Linked DNA regions of Homo sapiens: region 2 is linked to region 1. A link is a loop called in an ENCODE intact Hi-C map of the cell type or tissue named here. Cell type or tissue: ascending aorta. All regions are shown on one strand. Each heading gives the region's core, and the rest is flanking DNA. Links, peaks and the distances in the headings are about the cores only.

Evidence for each region. Hi-C counts contacts between places; a loop is a spot of excess contacts. Peaks named below come from ENCODE experiments on the same cell type or tissue, not always from the same donor. Only the 100,000 strongest peaks of a DNase experiment are listed, where the experiment ranks them.
Region 2: it touches region 1 in a loop (5-fold over the local background); 1 of 110 quality-filtered maps calls a loop at or near these places.

Annotation. Positions count from the first base shown.
Region 1 is chr13:22,088,605-22,093,005 of GRCh38, reverse strand. All of the region lies in intron 3 of LOC105370108 (a long non-coding RNA gene), which reads right to left. Among named protein-coding and RNA genes, the nearest start is that of LINC00540, 120 kb to the left of the region's middle. In ascending aorta, for the core only: no CTCF peak of the experiment used is centred there; a DNase peak (open chromatin) is centred at 1,654; H3K27ac peaks cover 484 bases.
Region 2 is chr13:22,030,984-22,035,384 of GRCh38, reverse strand. No RefSeq gene overlaps it. Among named protein-coding and RNA genes, the nearest start is that of LINC00424, 160 kb to the right of the region's middle. In ascending aorta, for the core only: no CTCF peak of the experiment used is centred there; no DNase peak of the experiment used is centred there; H3K27ac peaks cover 517 bases.

The DNA of each region.
Region 1 (4,401 bases), core at 105-4,104:
GGGGTAGAGTCACAGGGATTCTCTTTTATCTACTTGCATACTATCCAGGACTCAAGTGTCTGCAAGGACCATGTACCTCAGCAGGGCTCAATCCTTGTCAGTTTACCACAGGAATGACCAATGTAGTCAAAATACATGCCTTCAAATGTCACAATTATCTAGAGCACCTGTGCGTAACTCTAGCTTAACATTTGCATCATGTATTGATATACTTTTGCAAATGTCTGTCCCTTACTGGACTGTGCACAGTTAAATTGGCTTTTATGCCTCTACATGACCTAAGTCCAGCACTGTACTCAAAAAGGAACTTTGAATTGACCTGATAGATGCACCTGGCTTTTCCTGCACCTTGCAGAGCATCTGCTATGTTTCTACTCCATGTTACAAATAAGGGAAACCACACATATCCACAGGTGGACAGTGTTAGCTCTGGGTTCCAGTTCCACACCAGGTTAAACAAATTTCTACCAAAATAACAGGATAAAATCCAGTCTTGGGAAATGTTTATTAAAAAGTAAAAATGGTTGGTATATTTTAATCAAGGTAATTACTTAATTAGAACCTGTTTTACTAAGCTGACTTGTATGTGGACAGACCTCTCAATTAGGGTGGGCCTGCTGCTTCCTGGGATAACTTAAAGTAAATAATAACAAATATAATCATAGGATGTGAGGAGGGTTCCCTTGGTTCTGCTGGAGAAGCTGAGAGGCAGACTGTAACGCGCATTAGACCAAGACTGAGGCATGGGAACCCACTCTGGGAAATCAACAGCAAATCTACCCCGCTACCCCCAACAAGAAAAATTTAGAGCCTTTCCTCTAACCCTGCCCTCACTCATTCTACAAGTTTCTCCCAGTTGACAATGGCTCTGCCCTGAGGACATCTCTGGAAGGGGCGTGACTTTCCAAGGTCTTTATTGAAAGTGCCACCTGGAAGAAGTGATTACCTAACAATTTGCCAAAAGGGAGGGCTGCAGAAACCTCGGCATTTTTGAATTGCAACTGTTTTCTGTCATCGTAAAGAAAAAGTTAATCATTTTTTCCAGCAAACCACCGCCCCCTCTGTCTCCTGCACAGACTATTACGAAATTGCTGAAGACCACACACTTGGCTTTCGCTGTTTTCACAGTTTTTAAAGCCATCATCAAAAGGCAAAAGGAGCCCAGGATGAGGATTTCTTTCCAGCACAGCATCTGAAGTGGAATTCCATCGGTAGAATGCTATTTTCTTCTGGCTACTTTCCATAAGTTCCATCTTCTTATTAAGTGTTTATCATCTCGCATGAAGAAAAAGGAGACAAAAAAATCTCAAACCGTGTCCAGTTGGGAAAGAGCCATCCAGCCTTAGAGTCATGCTATCGAATATTCTGGAAATAAATTTTAAAGACCAAAAAATTCAGCTCATAATATAAAAGTTCAAATTTATGATAGCATTTATCTCCATGTTAATAAGGAATTTGCAAACAAAGATGATTATCCAGGTCTTTGAAGATGTACATCATGAATCAATCCAGCTACATATTAGTGATACAAGGCAGTTGGTTTCAGCAGAGTTGGCCCAACGTAAGATGTTTCTTTTTTATGTGAAATTATGTTGAGAGACTTTTGAAATGCACGCCATCTGAGTCACAGGCACTGGCTTCGAGGCAGGAATTTTACACAAACATTTTTTAGTGGCAGATCAATGATGTAAAGTTTGTTTTTGAAGGAGAATAAAATAAATGTCTCACTTCTAAAACCAACCTGACCCATGGGGCAGGAAAGAAAATGTCACTGGGCCCAAAATTTAGAAAAGTAATTAGAGCTGCCCATCAGTTCATAGCACATGGCCCTAGTTCTGGGTCGTGTCCCCTGTGCTGTGCTATGCTGCTGAACAGAGACCTTCCCTCTACCTACCTGCCCAACGCCACACCCTCTCTCCAAACAGGCATCCCAGTTCTCCCAGGTCTCCAGTGCTGCTTCCATCCTCCCTGTCATCCTACCACAGGACTGCTCTCCACCGTAGGCTCACCTTCTCTCTGGCCACCCACATGGCAGCATACAATTCAGGCCTCCGTCACAGACACACACTGGTGGATCAACGCAGATAAGATATTCTTGGAGTTTCTGTTTATCTTCCCAGTTATATTTTTAACAGCTCAGAAAAATTACACCTATTGTAGAGAACAGTATCCTTAGTACCTTGGGTTGCTTATGACAGAGTGTACCTTTGCTTAGCCCATGCCTACTACATGAATTTCCATCCTGCGTCTGACTTTCCTAACCTAAATCATGCTTCCAGATTTAATTTAAGCATTTTCTTTTTTATGAAGCCACCTGTTCTTCTCCTGCTCACTTGGTGTAATTCTTCACTTCTGTTTCTACTCCACCTAGTACCTGTTGCCACAACTCAATATGTATTTTCTACTTGGATATTTGTTTTTGTTTTGTTTTTTGAGACAGGGTCTCACTGTCCCCGAGGCTGGAGTGCAGTGGTGAGGTCATGGCTCACTGCAACTCCTGCCTCCCGGGCTCAAGCAATCTTCCCACCTCAGCCTCTCAAATAGCTGGGACTACAGGTGTGGTCCACCATGCCTAGCTGGTTCTTGTAGAGATGGGGTTTTGCCAGATTGCTCAGGCTGGTCTCAAACTCCTGGGCTCAAGCAATCTTCCTACCTCAGCCTCCCAGAGTGCTGGGATTGTAGGCATAAACCATGGCACCCCACCCACGTTTTTTATTACTTTTGAATTGTTTCATGGGTGTACTTTGGTCTCCCTTGTAGACAGCTCGGGCAATCTGAAGAGAGGCTTATTCATCTATGACATTCCCCATCAGGCTTGGCTGCAAAGCTTCATTCAATAAGTAGTAACGGATGGGTGGAAATACACCCATCAAACTTTGGGGGAGATTATAGCTGTAATAGTAATATATTCATACAAATAACCGCCAAAGCATTGTCTCAACTAATATTGAATTGTTCCATTTTGAGACATATTGCTCTCATCTTGAATCATTTGTTTTACATGGGGGAAACAGGATGAGTTGGCAAAAGGAAAAAGACTGAAAAAATGTCTGAGGCTAACATGCCCTGTTTGGTAAAAAGGAACTGTCTCTAAATATTGCAGTGTATTGGAATTGCCAGAGTAGTTTATTAATAAAAAGCCTTAAAAACTCATCCCAAAACCACTTAAAAGATATTTTCAAAGGTAGGATCAGGAACCGATCACTATTTTAACAAGCTCCCTCAAGGGTCTGGGCAGCCAGCTTGGTGCAAGCCACTGGGTGGGCATTTGAAAAGCCCTCCCATACACACTGGGTTCAAATCCTGACCCTGAAGCTTAGAAGCCATGTAACATAGGATAAGTTGTTTTAACTTTCTGATCCTCATTTACTCATCTGTGAAAGTGGGAGAATTAAATCCACTAGCAGTGGGAAGACCCTGCTCTGATGACCCCATATGGTGTTGCTCTATCTTCTGGGCCTGTAAACATAGGGCTGTTCCTCCGTGACAGCGAAGGCCAGTCATCTCCTGGGAAGAGAAGAAGCTGAAAGCAGAAGCTGACTCTTCCAGGGTGGTTTTAGGCTGGAAATTGATCTCAAACTCCCTCTTGGGCCTCAACTTCTCCCAATCTAGATGTGTTCTGGAGTACTTCTGGGTAGGGGGTAGGAGAGATGAGATGGCCTCTGCCATAAGGAGCTCAGAGCTCATCATAAGATTCCTTGCAGGGAACCCTATGAGGTGGGTTTTTGCTTGAGGGTTTGAGAAGAATCATACCTAATGGCAAGTTGTATATTACTCATTATACAAATTACTCTTTCTATTATCCTGAATATTTAGCAAAACCTTGTTAACTGTTAAAACCTGGTTTGAGCTGCATATTAGAAAATTGTCTATGCCTAGATTAACATAGTAAAGGGGAGGCCAGAATAATGGCTAATGTTAGTGGCCCCCTGTGGGGAAGGTAGGTCACAGGAGAAAATGATTGAAATTATGAGTTTTAGACTACACAGTGAGTCTTTTCTTATGCCAATAAAGTAAGTTGGCATCTTTTTATACAGCAACCTGTATTTGTTAAAAATGCCTACTGACTAACCTTAATAATACCTGAGCCCATTGGTACTGATTAAGAATATATGGTGAGCTGCTGTAACAAAGATACCCCAAAACATTACAGAGTGGTTTAAACAAGACAGTAAAAACCCAGATGTCAGCACTGCAAGGGAGAGAGTGCCCTGGTTGTCAGGAAACAGTAGGAAGAGTCTAGGTCCTTAATATCATCACTCTTGCCTGAGTCCAAGTCTTTACCCACCATCTGTCAATGGATTATTGCAGTAGGCCACACAGGAACACTCAGTCTACTTCAGTCGTATCTCTCTGCATATTCCCAGGCTTCTATTCTGGCCAAACATGGGCTCTACCTAC
Region 2 (4,401 bases), core at 298-4,297, 58 kb after region 1:
GGAAAGACACAGTGCTACTCATAAATTATACAGTAGATCTCCTCAAGTACAGGTTTAGCATTTTAGCTCATCAAAAATGATCACATTCCATCATATTTCTGCCAAGTCACCAGCCAAGTGTCTGGTCCTATTTGACCAGGTGGCAGGGACCCACTGCTACACTTCTGATTTCCTCCCACCCGTAGGGCCCACCAGTCCCAGCACAAGGATCCTAAAGCCTGGAATTAATGGCTTGTTGGCAGTGATACACACCGAGTACATGAGGGCTCAGACCTAGAGTCTGTCAACCACACATCTAAGGCATACATTTATGTCACTTAAAAATCCAACAATAATCTACATTTTAAATGTACATATAATTAGAAAATCAGTTTAGTAGTTTGATGACTACTAATTACATCACTAGTATGAATTTTTAAATGCTAATTTAAAAAAAACAGCCTTTTTTTCTGCCATTTTATTCTAGTATGCACCTCTGCTTTTACTTAGTCTTCCAAGTATCTGGGAGATGCACAATGGCCCATCAGTTGGCTCCAGTTGTCACCACTGGCACATTCACTCACCTGTATCACACTCCCCACTGTGATTGACACCTCAGCAGAAGTGCATACTAGAGTCAAGATGTCCGTTCACCCCAAAATGACACATAAAATCAAGTCATCACAGACAGGATCCTAGCAGGATCTTGGAAGTACAAAAATCCAAGATGAGCCAAAACAATTGTGAAGAAGAACAAAGAGGAATTACGCATATACATACATCACACATATATATGGATTTTGTATATATGGAAAGAGTGGTAGTGATCTAAAAATAGACACATTCAACAATGAGCAAGATAGAGAGTCAAGAAACAACCCACATATATATAGGAATTTGATTTTCAGTGTCAGTGAAATTCAGTTGATAAAGGAGAGTCTGTTCAACAAATGATGCAAACTCAAAAGCTTGTATCCAAAATATAAGGGAAAGAATTTTTAACTTAATAAGACAAAGACAATTCAGTTTTCAGAATGAGCAGAGGTCCTACCACATGCTCACAAAAGAAGACTTACACAGTGAGCAATAAGCTTATCAAAAACTTTTCAACTTCATTAATCATCAGGGATATGTAAACTAAATCATGAAATACTGCAACACATCCACTAGAATGTCCAAACTTTAAAAAATACTAATTCCAAGTATTGGTGAGGATATGAACCAACTGGAAATACCATACCTTGCTGGTGGGAAGGTGAGTGGTATAGCAACTTCGGAAAATAGTTTTCCAATCTCTTAAAGTGAAATAATTCTACTCCTGAGTATTTTCTCCAAAAAAGTACAACATTTTCCTATACAAAGACTTGTGCACAAATGTTCCTAACAGCTTTATTCACATTAGCCCCAAACAGGAAACAATCCATATGTCCAAAACAGGTGAATGGACCAACTCTAGTGTATCCACACAATGGACTACTTGGCGGTATCAAGAAAAGAACTTCTGATGCACACCGCGAGATGGACGAGCCCCAGAAACACAGTGCTCAGCAAAATAAGCCAGAAACAAAGGAGTAGGCACGATGCAATTCCATTTACATGGAATTCTTTAACTGTCAAAATGGATCTGCAGTCACAGAAAGCAGGATAGTCACTTTCCAGGAGCAGGGGCGGCGGGGTGGGAGGGACATGAAGGCAAAGGGGCACAAGGAAAATGAAGGAAAAGCTCCAAATCTTGATTATGATGATGGTTACATGGGTGTACACACGGGTCAAAATTCATCTAATCGTACAATAAAATGGGTACATTATGGTGTATGTAAATTGTAGAGCTGATGTTTAAGTGTCAACCATGGCAGGTGCGATGAAATAAAGGTTGTGTTGAGCTCTTGGGTTTATGGGAACCGCTACAGCAGCTATAGAAAAGGAAGGCAGGAAATGAGTATTTGAGGTATGAAATAAAGAAATTCAACATATATTAGAAGAAAGAGGAGGAAGAAAAAGAGGAGAAGGATGAGTATAAAGAGAGAAAGGAGGAAGGGAAGAAAAGATGCAAGGCTTTTTGACAATGGGGAGAGTATTACTGAATATTCACAATGCTGTCTCTACCGGGAGGCCCTGAATTCTGAACCCCTGGATTTTCTGCTTTCAGGGAATAGCTGATGAGCTACGTAGCCTCGTCTAGCGTCTATTTCCAAAGCTGATACCACCAGGAAGTATTTCCAAACCTGACATTCCCAACCAATGCTAGATCACCCCACACCAACACCAAGTTCACTTGCTAGATGAAGCTGAGATTATGTGGCATTTTTCTTGGCATTGAGACTGGTTATTCCAAACACACTCTTATCAGCCTTGCAACTGAGCCAAGCCGTTTATACATGTCCTCAACCATTATTCGAATCAGAGAACTACATCCATTTTCATAACTGACTCTGATTTTCATCTGAAGAACAAGGAGATGCTCTTGCATTTGGATGCTACACACAAGCACCTCAGATGTCTTTCCTCATTCCACAAATTGTAAATAGCAGTGAACTAGAAATATACACCATAAAGTGGTAAAATAACAATTGAAAATAAAAAATCAGGACTAGGGAATTCAATTAGAATAGAGTGGCAATACCAGGTGGAACAGTAAACTGCTTATATGCAGACCGTAATCTCCTACACTGATGGTGACTTGGGCTGTGAGCAAATGTAGAGAACATAATTGTGAAAGAATTTTTCAATAGAGCAAAACTGAATCAGTATCTCAAAAAGAACAAAGCAGTTCCCAGCATTTACTTTAAAGTAAGTGGGCCTTCACATAGAAGATACTGAGAAATAGTAAACCATGCCTTAAATAGAGTTGCAACCCCAAATGCCATGGGCTTTGCAAAGCTGTTTCTTAAAGTATTGTTTATTTACAAGTCACGCAAGTGATACCAAAGCCCAATTTAATGAATTTCACTGTGAGAAGGGCAAGGCACTGTTGTCCAATAAAAAGTCCCTGAAAGTCACTGCAATAAGCTCATATTTACCTTATACTTTGTCAATTGTTTAGTAAAGAATTTTTTTCATACACCATTGTGATAGCAAAAGCAACTCATTCTCTACGTTTCTTCCACATATTGTTTCCTTTGAGTCTCCCTTAAGGTAGCCCCTCATTCCTGCATGAACAGCCACCCCCGAATACAGTCAAAAAATGCAGACAGAGTTGGTAGCAAAGATAAATCTCAAACCAGATGCAAGATTTTTATGCACGTTTCACTAGATTTTACAATAGGCCATGGTGCTACGAGTCAGTATTTCCATTGGAAATAATGGCTTTCATCCAGGGCTCCCTGTGATGTTTTTCCCAGTAGTTACTAAGAACCAGCTATGTCTCTTTTCCAAGAATCTTTTTCTTCTACAAGAAGAAAGAAAATGTTAGATATGTAGGAATTGGCCAGGCTCAATCCTCGAGGTAGCTCTAATTGTGCCCTTTATTCACAGTTCCTCACACCTGCTGCAGCAAGCTAGCCTGTGGGAATCCAAATCCCACCAATCAGCTGAATGCACCTGTGTTGTCTTATTCTTTTGAAACTTGTGACAAGCTAGACTCATTGGCAACATTTATTTAATTATAGCCTGATAGTTCCAGAATAAACAAACACAAAATTAAACTGTCTAGAGGTGCTCTTACTGCAATGCAAATCTACGGATTCATTACTCTAGCAAAAATGTATTTAGTACTTAGTATGTGCAGGCCTCATGTTAGAGGATTGCATATTAGACACAAACTCAATAAGATCTGGTCCCTATCCTGAAGTTTCTTACAGAGTGTACAGATGATGAGACACATGGTTCCAATGAGAGGTATCAGATCCTTATCCATCATCTTCTTGGATCTTGGTATAGTCTTATTGGTGGAATGGAAGCCAAGTCAGTTTTCATCCTCTTCAGTAGCAGATGTCGGGGACAGCATAGTCTACTTTCTCTAGGGTGTCGTTTTATAAACTTCAGTCCTATAAGTGTGTCACAATTTTGGCAAACCCATATGCCATGTATCGTGTACTGTTACTTAACAATTTATTCTAAATTGACGAATTTTTGGTTTAAATTAATATTTCAAAAGGAAACTTTCTATCATTACAAAAAATGGAAAACAGAACCTCCTGCCATAAATGGAGCCTTATTATAAAAGTAAATATAATGGAAGCCAAAAAAATATTTTATTTAAAAATTAAAATTTTAAAATGAGTACACATAGTAATAAATCTGGTCATTTTATAAGAATACATAGCATAAAATAAATTGCTCAATGTGAAGGATAAAATCATTTATAATCAGCAAGCTTGTTTCTTTTTCCCAATTGCCACTAGTACTCACATTTCTATCACATTATTCACCTTGGTAAACTTTTAAATGTCTTTTTAACTTCTGGTTTATAGTGAGTTCAAA